3 separate regions of the Homo sapiens genome follow, and regions 1 and 2 are each linked to region 3. A link is a loop called in an ENCODE intact Hi-C map of the cell type or tissue named here. Cell type or tissue: gastrocnemius medialis. All regions are shown on one strand. Region 1 overlaps LOC105371466 (a long non-coding RNA gene). Region 2 holds the start of PEX19 (peroxisomal biogenesis factor 19). Region 3 overlaps CASQ1 (calsequestrin 1).

What was found. Peaks named below come from ENCODE experiments on the same cell type or tissue, not always from the same donor. Only the 100,000 strongest peaks of a DNase experiment are listed, where the experiment ranks them.
Region 1: it touches region 3 in a loop (8-fold over the local background); 41 of 110 quality-filtered maps call a loop at or near these places.
Region 2: a loop joins it to region 3, with 3 times the contacts of the local background. A loop is called at or near these places in 79 of 110 quality-filtered maps.

Annotation. Positions count from the first base shown.
Region 1 is chr1:160,375,619-160,378,118 of GRCh38, forward strand. It overlaps LOC105371466 (a long non-coding RNA gene), which reads right to left. Exons shown (of 4, transcript XR_007066686.1): 4 at 1,797-2,442. Among named protein-coding and RNA genes, the nearest start is that of NHLH1, 9.8 kb to the left of the region's middle. RefSeq lists an enhancer at 544-593. In gastrocnemius medialis, CTCF peaks have their summits at 1,089 (motif pointing left) and 1,288; a DNase peak (open chromatin) is centred at 13.
Region 2 is chr1:160,284,056-160,286,555 of GRCh38, forward strand. It overlaps PEX19 (peroxisomal biogenesis factor 19), which reads right to left and starts at 1,078. Exons shown (of 8, transcript NM_002857.4): 1 at 1,000-1,078. The coding sequence starts at 1,069. LOC107985219 (a long non-coding RNA gene) reads left to right here and starts at 310. Exons shown (of 3, transcript XR_001738265.2): 1 at 310-800; 2 at 2,262-2,306. In gastrocnemius medialis, no CTCF peak of the experiment used is centred here; DNase peaks (open chromatin) are centred at 273 and 1,116; H3K4me3 peaks cover 1,686 bases; H3K27ac peaks cover 1,193 bases.
Region 3 is chr1:160,192,010-160,194,509 of GRCh38, forward strand. It overlaps CASQ1 (calsequestrin 1), which reads left to right. Exons shown (of 11, transcript NM_001231.5): 2 at 793-877; 3 at 1,738-1,838. Among named protein-coding and RNA genes, the nearest start is that of CASQ1, 2.7 kb to the left of the region's middle. In gastrocnemius medialis, a CTCF peak has its summit at 1,262 (motif pointing right); DNase peaks (open chromatin) are centred at 1,262 and 1,740; H3K4me3 peaks cover 1,544 bases; H3K27ac peaks cover 2,211 bases.

The DNA.
Region 1 (2,500 bases), 180 kb after region 3:
AGGGTGCTCCGCTTCCTCATTCCACCCACCTCCCTTCCCTCTCCACCCCCAGTGCAGGCCCTGTCTTCTTTGCCTTTGCTTCTTCCTCTTTCTGGAAAGCCCTTTCTACCACCCAGTTCCTTTATCTTTCTGCTTTCTTCTTGTGTTCTTTCCTGAGCTTTTGACCTCTCATTGGATGAGGATTATGGGCAGAAGAAAGAGGCTCACAGTGCTGGGATGTCAGCGCAGGGAGGAGAAGGGAGCAAGCAGAGATGAGCCTGAAAGGCTGAGAGGGAGTGGAAGAAGGGAGGCAGTGGTGGCAGTGCAGCAACACTGTGCTAGAGGGGAGAAAGCCCACACCCGGCAGCCAGAGGTCCCGTGTCCCTGCTCTGTCTCCACCTTTCCCCTTTGTGCCACAGTGAGCAAACCGCATGCCCTCCCTGAGCAACAGCTTTTTCATATGGAAAGCAGGAAAGACAACAAGACCCACCGGGGTGTGATGAGGATTAAATGAGATCATCGTGAAAGTGTTCAACACCGGAAACGCTCATCAGATGCTATCTCAGGGGCAGTAAGTAGCAGGGTCAACTGTACTGTCATACAGTTTGTGCACTTTACAAAGCACCAGGCTAAGGGCAGTGCAGGGGCCTGACACCCAACCCCACTTCTACTAGACCAGCTGTGCACCAGGATGCAAGCATCCCCTGAGAGGTGGCCCTGGAACTGAGCCCCTCATGTGGGTTCCTGAGCATTGGTCAGGAGTCCAGATGAAAACTCCGAAGTCCTGACCACCTTGGGAACCAAGACAGAATGGAAAGGGACAAGAGGCTAAGGGGAATGTCTCTCCCTGAGGGGGAAATTCCTGAGCTTAGTCTTCTCTGAGCAAATAGACAATCCATGAGATCTACTAAACTAAGGATGGAGAAACTGCAGCTGAGGAGAAGAAGGGGGCTGAAGAAGCAGAAAAAAAAGAGGGAGACATGGATCGAGGGTGTGATCAGAGCAATGTGTTGGTCTGAGGACCCTTTTCTGGTTCCCTCGTCCTCCATTCCCTCCCTTCAGCAAGTTGAAGGCTGATTTGATTATTGCTTGTTGAACACTGTCCCCTGCTGGCTACTAGCAGAAACATTTTCCCTCTTCCCTATCCCTAGCTAGGAGCTGCTGAGAGCCTGAAAAAGAGAAGAAATGACCTGACTGGGGACAAAGGACGAAGGAATTGCAATTCTGCAATCTGGAATTCTCTACTTGTCAGAGATTTCTGGAAGGTGAAGGAGGCTTGAAGGCTGACTAGGGGTAAACAGAGTTTAGAATTCATAGGTGGTTCATTTACATATATTATGGCCTATAATTTTCAGATTGATTTTTTTCTGGTCTGTGTCTGTTTCATGTATTGTGTGTCTGTGTTATGTGTGTGTTCTGTATCTGGGCGTGCTTACCTGATTCTGTGGTTTTTGAACACGTGTATATCTGTGTACTTTTTTGTGTGTGTGCTCTTTTTAATATAGGAGTCTGAGTGACAGCTGGCAGGTATGGAGCAAGGAGAGGGAGCTGTCGAATTTCCTCTTTCCTAGAAGCCCGTTCTCCCCTTGAAGTTTTACCTTTGTCTCCCAGCTCCATGAGCTATAACCTATGGCTATTTATAGGTTACAGGTTTTGTTCTGGCTCCTGCCCCTCTTTGGACATCCCAAGCTCAGAGCCTTGATTCGCTCTAACCTGGGACTCTTGGGCCTCCCAAGCAGGGTCTCCAGTGTGGTTCCCAAGTGAGAATCTCTACTGTCTATGTCCCTTTTATCCTTTCTAGCATTAAACTCCAGCCTCCTTCTTTTATAAGCTTGTAGCTACCTCTTTCATTGGTTGATTTCAATTTATTCAGTGCAGCATGCCTTTATGGAATAGCCAATGTATACCGGGCACTGTTCTGGATTCTGAAATACAGGATCAGGCCCTCCCCACCACCTACTTGGGAGGGAGTATGGGAGACAGGCATGTAAACATATCAGTTTCCCAACAGTGAGAGGCATCTGCAAGGAAGCGAGTGATTACCTGAGAGAGGGTGTTGGTGAGGAAGGCAGCCGGTAAACTCTGAGCTGGGTTTTGAAGACCATGAGATACGTACAGTGAATTCTGTGGTGTGCTCCACTCACTTCTCCAGCTGTGGAAGTGTTGACTCACAGCTGAGTCCCTCTCCAGGAATTGCCTTTGGAGGAAGAAAGCCGCCTTGCCTGAGGTGTTGCTCTTTCCCTAGGGCAATGACTGGTTGATGTGGGGTTACAAAGTTATCCCAGCTTGAGAGCCCCCATGGGATGGACAGAAGCCTCTGTTGCCATTGCATTGCTTTTCAGTTTCTCTCTCGGCTTATTGCAGCTTCCCTCACACCTCACAGGTGTTCTCAAGAACTCTCCTGCTGGCACTCTCCTGTATACGATCTCAGAGTTCAGGAATCCACTTCCCAGGGAACCCCACCTACAAAGGAAAGGCACTGTAGGTATGAAGGCATGGAACCCTGAGAAGCTCTGGTGAG
Region 2 (2,500 bases), 92 kb after region 3:
TGGTGAGAAAGCACAGGACATCCCACCCAGCTTCCTGTTGGTACTGGTACCAGCACAGACTGAGGGACTACATACCAGACTCCATGGTACGGCATTAAACTATCTTCTCTTATTCTCCAGTTTAGTGCTCCCCAACAACCTTCTAGAGCTCCCTTTGGCCTGATCTCTGCAGATAACCGTACACTAATTTACACAGTCACTTGGCACTCCTCAGGGTTTCTGTTCATTTTTCTGCCTGCCCACATCTCCGTGATTGAGCAAGCGATTACAAATTCACCTCTGCCCTGAAAAGCCTGTGTCCTCACCACCATTCTGTTCGCCAGGCCTAGGGAGAGAGCACTGGCCCTACTCTGGGCAGGAAGTCAACAGGGGAGTGGAGAGTAATGCTAAGAAAACATCCCCCGTCTTTCAGGAGGGTGAACTGCTTTCCCCTGAAATCGCCACATCCTCAGTTTCTCAAAATAAGGGAAAGGAGTCCGCTTGAGCTACTGACAAGATGAAAGAACTGTTAAGGGGCCTAACGAGAGAAAGAGAAAAGGACTAGGAGGAGAAAAGTGTCTTTCGTGTTAAGGAAGACAGGACGAGGCACACAAGGACCGGCCACGAGCTTGCTAGGAGTTAATGTAAGCAATCAGTGAGTGCGTAGTTCGCTACCCAGCAAGAACCAAATGCTGCTGCTGCTGCTACTGCTGCTGAAGTCGAACTTTAAGAACTCAGTAACCTAAAGAGGAGTTTGAAGAGGTATCATGAAACGCCGTCCTGCGGAAACATCCACCATCCGGACCACTGAGGGACCCCAGGTGAGCTCCCCAGCTCCAGTCGCCGGGGTGGGGCAGGATGACCCAGAGATTTTTGGGGGGCTCGGGGGTCAGACTCTCCGCCCCCATTTAACCTTTGGAGAGCCTCTCCTGCCCGTCCCTAATATCTCAGGTTCACTTAACCCCCAGAATGGGTCCTCACACGTGCCCTCTTCGGGCCTTTCCCACTATGGGCTCTTACTTTCCAGAAGCTCCTCCAATTCCCTGTCCGCTTCGGCCCCGACACTACAGCCTTCCTCAGCGGCGGCCATCTTGCTACCTCCGACTTGCCGTAGGAGGCGGGACCTCCTCGGTGCCGACACGCCCTCCACCCCTTCGCTCCCGCCCTCTTCTGCCTCGGGTAACCAATGGTATTGTTGACCAGTGCGGAACCGCCATTTTTAAAGGGCCAGGAAGCTTTGAGTGTTTGTGTTTTGGGTATTTTTCCCTTTTCTCCTGTGAAACAGAATTAGGGATAAGATAGGGTTATTTTCTGTCTGGTTTTAGAGGCCCGGACTCCTTTCTTTCAACTTCCCAAATTACCTGGCGAAGCTCTTTCATTATTTTTTCCTGAGCTGTGAGTAGGCCAGATTGAGACAAACTGCCTACAAATAACCAGAATCTAAACATATATAATTGATATGACAATTATGGCACATAACATACTACTTTCTCTCACTTCATTTTTTTTTTTTTATTTTTTTTTGAGAAGGAATCTTGCTCTGTCGCCTACGCTGGAATGCAGTGGCGCCATCTCGGCTCACTGCAGCCTTGGCCTCCCGGGTTCAAGCGATTCTTCCTGCCTCAGCCTCCCGTGTAGCTGGGATGACAGGCGCGCGACACCACGTCCGACTAATTTTTGTAGAGACGGGGTTTTAACATGTTGGCCAGGCTGGTTGGCCAGGCTGGTCTCGAACTCCGGACCTCAGCTGATCCGCCCACCTCGGCCTCCCGAAGTGCTGGGATTACAGGCGTGAGCCACTGCGCCCGGCTTCACTTCATTGTTTCCCTCAAATATTATCTTTTCTGAAACGCTTTCCTTGGCCATTCCCGTTCCTTTTCTTCCTAACACTGAACAGTATCTGACATACTATCTACCGTACTTTTTTATTCTCCGCTCCCCACCCTGCAGAATTTAAACACCATGAACGCAAAGATTTTCGTCTGTTGTCTTCACTGCTGTAAAGCCCAACTCCCAGGCTAGGGTTTAAAACTTAGTAGGCATTCATTGGCCACTCTTTGCTCTCGCAGTCCCTAATCAGGCACATCTGTCTGCCCAATCTAGTGGCATCTCTCATTTCCTATTATCTATTAGAACTGTTTGATTAAAGGACACAGGGCCGGCCAGGAACTTAGAACTCCATGTTATTAAGAGAGCCTCTGGTACCTTGGACTGAGCAGGGCAATTCGAATGCAGTAGTAATAGACTTACTTTCCCTGAACAATCTCCTTTTCTCCACACAGAACCCAACCTCCAACTGAGTGAACACGGGGAATGCTCAGATAGAGGTAACTCTAGACGTCCCTTTCCTCCTTTGGAATTGTTCTATTCAGATGTCAGAATGTAGCAACTGTTTCACATACAAATCTGTTTTCGCACTTAGAGAGCACCTATTATTAAGGTCTTGTTCTGGGCACAGTGAGGACAGAGAGATAAATCAGGACCACCCCCTGCTGTAAGGTAGCTAAGTGGGGGTGAGCCG
Region 3 (2,500 bases):
TCCCCACCCCTCTGAGAATCACAGTACCTGAGTCTGTGCTGAGTGGGGGTAGAGCTGCAAGCTGTGCCCACAGCAGAGAAAATCAGGGTTGAACGCTAAGCTGGAAGGCTTATGGGGGCAGGGACCTCCAGGTGTGACTGTCCACAGCCTAAGGACAGGCTGAAGTAGAGTGCGAAAGGGGAAAGTTGGGCCCTGATGGGGAGAACTGTCCGGTCGCTGTCAGTCTCTCTCCCTCTGGGGGGTAACAAATGGTGACCTCTTATCTCAGCTCTCTGGCCTTCCCCAACTCCTCAACAACATGACCAGACCCACCACTACCCTCCCACCCTCCAAAATTCTTCCCATTGGGAGTCACTCTGAAGAATCTCAGGGACTTCCAAGATCAACCCCACACTGAGCTTGGCCCTTGACCAGGGACAGGGACCTCCAGGTGTGACTTGAGCAGGATGGAATGCAGGACTCAACCCTGAAGGAGGGAAGGGGCCCTCAGTCACTCTGAAGCCAGACTCCTCAGTACCTCTTAGGCACTGGGAAGTATTGAGTGCAGTGTCTTCAAGTCCAACATAATAAGCACATTGCAAATGAGCAATCAATATTCATGAACTAAGTTGAGCCAAAAACAGAACTGTGTGGCTGTAGGGAATTTGGGGGATATTCTGGATCTTAGCAAAGGGTCAAGGTCAACTCTTATATCTCCCGCACCTCAACTGACCCAACTTGAAAGCATGAGAGGGAGAATAGGGGATAATAAAAATTCCAGGGGCTAATTTTAATCATAATCCTTCCCTCCAGTTAGCAGCCCAAGTCCTAGAAGACAAGGGTGTTGGCTTCGGGCTGGTAGACTCTGAGAAGGATGCAGCTGTGGCCAAGAAACTAGGTAAGAGAGGGGAGGGCAGGGGAGGGGAAGGTGGCATTGAGACAAGGGGAGGCTTAGGGCGGAGGACCTGTCAGGCAGTCCTTGGGATCCGAGGGGCTTGGGAATCTCTCAGATTTATGTCTATTCTAAAAGAGGGGGTGAGAAAATATGAGGTTGGGAGGGTTATGGCTCGGAGACTCTGCCTCTCTATTCCTTATGAAGTTCCATGCTCAAATCCCAGAAAGAGGTGGGGGAGGCCTTCTTTATACTTACCTTAAAACATGGCTAGGTGCTGGAGGGAAGGGGAGTCGGGGAATACAGGCGGGGCTGGCCAGACCTCTGCAAACTCCGCTTCCAACCCCTCCCATCCAGAGCCATGGTTGTTAGAGCAGTCAGCCACTAGGGGGCAGCACAGGCTTGAGACGGGATTCTGGACATGCATGGGGGAGGGGTGGTCAGTAATAATGAAGTCATCTGGTCAGTAATAGCAATTAAAGAGCTTGACTGGGAACCAGCTACTAGAGTGCTCAGAGGGGGTGGCATGAATACTCATCTCTAGTCGTTGCGGTCAGAGAAGGGGAGAAATACTGCTAGAATCTACACCTCTCTATTCCCTCCCCTCACCCTACCTGATCCCCCAGCTACTCCCTAGAAAGCTCTGGGGCCACGCTAGCCCCCTAGGCTTAATCCAGGGGCAGAGACCTCAGGCCTGTCGGCCTCTGGGTCAGAGGAGGTGGGTGGGGCAACGGGCCCATGAGGTGGAGCATGTGGGGCCCCGGTGATTATCAAACGGGCTGTGGCCGAGGATTTGGACCTTGAATCTGTGGGAAGCCTGGGATCATGGCTCACTACCCCACCCCTGCGCCCGGCTCACTCCCTAGGCCTAACTGAAGTGGACAGCATGTATGTATTCAAGGGAGATGAAGTCATTGAGTACGATGGCGAGTTTTCTGCTGACACCATCGTGGAGTTTCTGCTTGATGTAAGGACTCCCCTGGACCTGACGGCCTTGCTTGAAAACTCCACTGCCTGCCCCCTAGTCCCTACCAACCCCAACCTGACACTGCACACACACACCACACACACACACATACACCACACGCACACACACCATACATACACCACACGCACACACACCATACATACACACACACACCACCTGCATACACACCACACATATGCATGCACATGCACACAATAGTTCACAAATCACCTACACACCACACACTACACATAGGCACCACATGCACACCACACACACTACACACACCACACACACATCATATACATACCACACACCCATCACACACATATCACATGCACACACACACCACATGCACACCACACACTCCACACACATCACACACCACATGCACATACACAACAAACACACACCACACATGCACACACACCACATCCATGCCACGCAAATGCACACACCACACACGCCACACATGTACACACACACTACACACATGCACACACATCACACATATGCCACACATGCACACAATAGGCCACACATCACCTAGATACCACACACTATGCATATGCACCACATGCACACCACACACACAACACACACCACACACACCCATCCATACACACCACACACAACATATACATGCCACACACCCACCAGAT